Regions from separate parts of the Homo sapiens genome. Here region 2 is linked to region 1. A link is an interaction called in ENCODE POLR2A ChIA-PET data of the cell type or tissue named here. Cell type or tissue: MCF 10A. All regions are shown on one strand. Each heading gives the region's core, and the rest is flanking DNA. Links, peaks and the distances in the headings are about the cores only. Region 1 overlaps LOC124904273 (a long non-coding RNA gene). Region 2 has its middle 26 kb from the start of MIR8057.

What was found. Peaks named below come from ENCODE experiments on the same cell type or tissue, not always from the same donor. Only the 100,000 strongest peaks of a DNase experiment are listed, where the experiment ranks them.
Region 2: POLR2A ChIA-PET joins it to region 1 with 16 read pairs; 6 of 35 experiments call an interaction of 5 or more read pairs at or near these places.

The regions. Positions count from the first base shown.
Region 1 is chr18:26,548,604-26,551,511 of GRCh38, forward strand. All of the region lies in intron 1 of LOC124904273 (a long non-coding RNA gene), which reads left to right. It also overlaps a transcript of KCTD1 not described here. Among named protein-coding and RNA genes, the nearest start is that of KCTD1, 1.5 kb to the left of the region's middle. RefSeq lists enhancers at 1-176, 242-883, 884-1,525, 2,168-2,809 and silencers at 432-661, 752-881, 892-991, 1,302-1,381, 1,842-2,136. In MCF 10A, for the core only: no CTCF peak of the experiment used is centred there; DNase peaks (open chromatin) are centred at 758, 1,248, 1,908 and 2,598.
Region 2 is chr18:26,615,791-26,618,698 of GRCh38, forward strand. It overlaps a transcript of KCTD1 not described here. Among named protein-coding and RNA genes, the nearest start is that of MIR8057, 26 kb to the left of the region's middle. In MCF 10A, for the core only: no CTCF peak of the experiment used is centred there; a DNase peak (open chromatin) is centred at 1,611.

The DNA of each region.
Region 1 (2,908 bases), core at 231-2,730:
TTTGTGTTTAATGACCTTCAGCTACCGGGAGGCAAAGCCGGGCTCTTAAAGGAGCCGCGCTCCAATTGTCATTCCCGAGCGCAGCTCCGGAGGGGCAGCGGCGCGCAGGGGATGGAGGGGAGGGGGGAGGGGGGGACAAGTTAGACCGGAGAGATAGGGTAAAGGACGGAGGCTGACCAGACCTTCTTCCTCCCCCACCCGGCTCCCACTTCTAAGAAAACTTTGAAGGAAAAAAAAAAGGAAAGGGAGGGAGAGCTGTCGGTGGGGGCGAAACACTCCCAACTTACCCTCTGGCGGAGAATTGCGCGGGCCCGGGCGGGAGAGAGGGAGGGCCGGCGAGAGGGCGGGACGGTCTCGTTTCTCTAAGTAATGCCCGAGGAGCAGTGCCCCTTCCACTGCCCCCTCATTGCCCCCCGGAGCCGGGGGGTCGGGGCGGCGGCTGCGCCGGGCGGGCCGCGGGTGCTGCCGCGGGAAACCCGTGTCTGGGGCCGCCCGGAGCGGAGCGGAGCAGGCAGGTTAATGAGCAGGGTGGAGGAGGCACGGCGAGGCCCCGCACCCTCTCGGCGCCCGCGGCCAGGGCGCAGCGGGCGAGGCTTGGGAGCGGGATGGGGCTGGCGGCGGCGGCGGCTCCCCCACCTACTTGCTGGCGGCGAGGCGCGGGGGCCTGGGGCCAGCCGCGCGGCTCCCAACTCCCTTTCCGACTCTTGCAAAGGAGCGAAACACGCCCCACGTCAGCCACATCCCTTTCGACTTTTCCAACAGCCACATTTAAGCTGTCATTAAAGACCTGGGGCGCTCCCCGTAGGTCTGGGGCAAGTCCGCGCCGGTCCAGCCAGCCCCGGGAAGGAGCGAGGCAGAGAAGACTGGGAGGGGCCGGTGGGAGGGGAGACGAGGGAAGAGGCGCTTGGGACCCCAGGGGCCACAGGGACCCTTCCCCACCCGCCCAGGGCGCCGCCCTCCCTGCCCCTGAGCAAAGTGACACAACTCCCTCGGGCGAGGCGCTCCACCAAGCTGGAGCTGAAGTCTCCCTAAGGCCCATCGGGCAGGCGGAAAAAGCGAACTTGTGTCTCGGCCGACCCTGCCGCAGCCACAATTCGGCAATTCGGATCCGGAGCGCACTCTCACTCAAAGTTTGCCAACCGCCATTCGTTCGCCCTCCGGGCTGCGCTGCCTCAGGCGCGCGGGGGCGGGCACCTCGGAAACTGGAAAAGCAGCCAAAGAGCTCGCCGGGTCTCGCTTTCCCATAGGAGACACTGCCCCACTTCCAGCCAAACGCCCGCCCCCGGCGCGCCCAGGCTCCGGGCGCGTCCTTGCGTCGCCGCCTCCCGCTCTCCCGGCCCAGGGGCAGCTTCCCAGAGCCGCCGGGGACCTCGGCTGTTCTCTTAGGAGGCACAGCCCAGGCCACTCTCGGAGCTCGTGCTGCATCCTAACTTTCACCTTCTCCCGCAGCCCGTGTGTACCCTGGCGCGCGGGCCAGCTGCGAGTCCCTGGGGTGAGGGGACACGAGGGAGTCAGGTCCCCAGCAGTGCGCCCCGGTGCCAGGCCGTCCTGCTGGGAGGCAGCCTCGCCTGCTCCTCGGGTGCGTCCTCGAATTTACCTCCAAGTCCGAATTCTCGGCAGTTAGGCTGTGAGAGTTATGTCAACTGCCTGTTTCCCCCTTCCCTGGCCCTCCTGTCTTGCTCTCAAGGGAAGCATTTTACGCATCAATTGAAACCCATCCATCAATTTGCATTTTTTTTTTTTAAGAAAGAATGAAAGACCAGGTCTCAGGGCAGTGTGGGCTTCTGAGTGGGAGTTGACGATGTCTTTTTCTGCAGCGAACGCTGCTGGTCCTCCGCGTGCCTGCCCGGCCCTGGACGCCACCCGAGCTTCGGGGAAACCGCGCCAGGTGTGAAACAAGTTAGAGCAAGTCCCTGCCTCGCGGGCCGCCTCCGGCTCCTTAGGGAAACACAAGACACACAGACACACACACACACACACACACACACACACACACACACACCACGCTCTCATCCGCCCGGCTCTCCGCGGAGAACCGTCCGGGAATCGTCCCCGAGGTGCGGCGCGGGAGGTGGCCGGCTTTGTTCACAATGCACTGCCCGCCGCACCCGCCCTGGACACGTGCAGAAAGGCGTGCTCGTTTCTCCGAGGCTGCGGTGAGCAGCTAAGTTAGTTGCACACTGGGACCCCCACATACGAGCTGGCACACACTAGTCACACACGGCTAATTCCAGAGGGCTGGCCCTTTGTCCTGGGACGCTCCCAGGTTTTCGGGCCGCGGTGCGGAGAACTCAGGTGGGTGCCCGGCAAGTTACCTACCAGGGGCTGTTCCCCCGCGACCCTCGCCATAAGCGCAGGGACCCGGGGGCCGCGCTGGCTCCGGGCTGCGCTCCTGGCTTGGCAGGGGACCAGGCCCACGCTGCAGCCTGGGAGCGGAGCCGCCCCCCAGGTCTCCCCACCTCTGCGGGCGGCGGGGTCCACCCCCCTCCCACCAGCTCCCCTCCCTACTGGGCGAGCTGCTTTGAATTGCTCGCAGTTTGCCGGAGGCGGTGTGCTGGGTTGGACGCTCCGGGAAACAAAGCAACCCAAAACAGCTCCCAGTTGACGTCAACTTATTTCCAGAAAAGAAAATAGTTTTGTGCTCCCAGGACAAAATATCCCCCAGGGCAGGTCTCTACTGGCAAAAGTCAGGGGAAGGAGGTGGGGTGTAGCAGAACCGAAAAACCCCAAGCGCAAATAACTTTTTAACGGACTTGGAAAAGCAGCAGTTTTGGGTGCTGCTTGGACAGTTTGCAAACAACGGGCAGGACCCGCGCTTAAATTCGATATGAAAAACGCACCTTGGAAAGTATGCCTTGGCCTGATTATCGGGCAACTGTGGATCTGCTTCGTTGCACCAGCTCCGGAA
Region 2 (2,908 bases), core at 206-2,705, 67 kb after region 1:
ACTAGTGCTTTTTTTTTGAGACAGAGTTTTGCTGTTGTTGCCCAGGCTGGAGTTCAATGGCACTGTCTCAGCTCACTGCAACCTCTGCCTCCTAGGTTCAAGTGATTCTCCTGCCTCAGCCTCCCAAGTAGCTGGGATTACAGGTGTCCGCCACCACGCCCTGCTAATTTTTGTATTTTTAGTAGAGATGGGGTTTCACCATGTTGGCCAGGCTGGTCTTGAACTCCTGATCTCAGGTGATCCGCCTGCCTCACCCTCCCAAAGTGCTGGGATTACAGGCGTGAGCCACTGCACCAGGCCCACTAGTGCTTTTAATTGTCATGGCAGACAATAATTTTTTTTAAGTGTTTCTTTTTTTTTTTTTTTCTTCTCTTTTTATTGTTGGACCTCAGGTGATGAGTTGGAATTAACCATACTCTACAGTACATGGCTCATCATCATGGGTCTGTGATTGATTGATTGATAGATTGATCAAATGCTTTAATCCCCATCCTCTCCCCTAAATTTACCAACCACAGGTGGCCTTCCTCATGGTTTTTAAGGTTTATTCCCTTGTTTTATATGTTCCTACCAGATGTGGATTGTTGTTTTATATGCCTATTTCTTTTTTACTCTGTACAACTCCCTCGAGGCCCATCTAAGACACATGTTTACAGCTAATCCCTTACATACATATATATATATATATACACACACACATATATGTATACATACATACATACACACACACACTCATATATACATAAAGAGACAGAGTCTCACTCTGTCACCCAGGCTGGAGTGCAGTGGCACAATCATAGGTCACTGTAACCTCCAACTCCTGGGCTCAAGTGATCCTTGGGCTTCAGCCTCTTGAGTGGCTGGGACTACAGACATGTGCCACTATGCCTGGCTAATTAAAAAAAAAAAAATTTGTAGAGACCAGGTCTGGTTACTCAGGCTGGTCTCAAATTCCGGGGCTCAAGTGATCCTCCTGCCTTGGCCTCCAGAGTGCTGGGATTACAAGCATGAGCCATGGCATCCAGCCTAATCCATTACTTGTAATGCAATCTAGACTTACTTTGCTAATCCACTCTCCTGGTGATGGACAGAGACCTTGCCTTTTGGGAGGCTATTTCAAAGAGAACAAGATGCTCAATCTCCATCAATAGTTTTACATATAAATTCAATTGTTTTGTATTTCAGTAATGTGGAAAACAAGCAAACCTTGCCATTATTATTATTGACCAAATAAACACAGAACTTTGCCCAGACTGTTAAGTGTACTCTGCCTGACCTTGATTTGGTGGAGTAAGGAAGAGAAAGGGGTGGGAATTGCTGGGTATGTCTTGCTCTGCTCACTTAACACCTATGAACCTGTGAGTAGTGGACTCATGCATTTTAAACAAATTGGCCATCCCAAAATAACCTTTCCAGGTCATTTCTCCAGGCTAAGTCCATTCAAAAACACTGCTCAAAAAACAGAGTATGTCTTGAATACTATTACATTCAGGGTCAAGGAACAGGCATTACAGTAATCCACAGAGCTAGTTATGTCAGCCAAGAGGAATGTATGCTGTCAACTGCCGTACAAAGATGTGTATCATAGCTGACGCTCCTCAACATATCTCTCTCCCATGCCGTGTTTGAGGAGCAAAGGCTCTTAATAGACAGGATGACTAACAATTTGGCTTTTGAAATATGATATGGGAAAATCAGGATAAACAAGAGTCTTTCCATCAATTGGGTACTATTATTGAGCTGAAAATATGAGAAGCTAGAGGGAATAATGTTTTATAAATGATGACATGTATTTTAAGTAGCCAACAATATTGTTTTAATGCATGTAATTTTTCAAATTATGCCACAGCCTCCTATGTGGTAGAGAATGGTTTTGGCATGTATAATGCGGTGTCCAAATCTCCCATATGTTGGTTATAATTGAACCAAAAGTTGGATAGAGAAATAAAAGAGTGTGGGTAGAAGAGATAACTTAGTTAAATGTATTTGTTTTTATCCCCAAAACCACAGCTGTGAGCTTGGCATTAAGCAATCAGAGGAAGAAGGAAGGAAGGAAGGAAGGGAGGGAGGGAGGGAGGGAGGGAGGGAGGGAAGGAGGGCAGGCAAGGTAAGGGAGGGAGAGGGAAACAAAAAGAAGGAAAAAAAAAAAAGGAAGACAGAAAGTCCATGTGAACTTTGAAGCTATAACAGTACATCACAGCACAAATAATTAGTTCTTTGTTGACTGGTTCCGCCTATGCCCAGTTACGAAGGCAGTGTTAATGAGGAAAAAATGCTGAACTTGGGTAAATAAGAAGACCTAGGTTTAAAAAAAAACAAAAAAGACTCTGGCACTCAAAGCCATGTGACCTTAAGCAAGTCTTTTTATCTTTCTAAATCTTATTTTTCTCATCTGCTAAATAGGCAAGACAATTATCTTACAAGTGGTTATGCAGACTCAGTGGGAATGCCCTTAGAAATTGTCAAGTGTTGTTCAAGTGTGAGGGTTCAAAAGAAAATTTACCTCCAAGAAGTTAATTGAATGGATTAGGAGATGAATCAGCATATTTAGTGTTGTCAGTACTCCTGTAGGATAAATTATGGTTTCAGAGAACCCTGCCAAGTGGACTAGAGCCTTTGCTTCAGGAACTAGGTGCATTCCACCTACCACCTACCTACTCTGTCCTCAGAGAACCGCAAATCAAGGACTCAAGAAAACACATTCTCAGAATAAACGATGCCTCTCTCTTCATCTTTCTCAGACACCCAGATCCTGTGATAAGGATAAAGGTGAACGAGGAAGGACCTTAAGGCAAGACTGTTTCAAGATTGACTCTGTGGGCCAATTTAATTTACAGTTCTGTACACGACTCGATGTGCTGCAAATCCAATTAGTTTCAACCATTTTCCAAATCAGGGTTGTTATTAT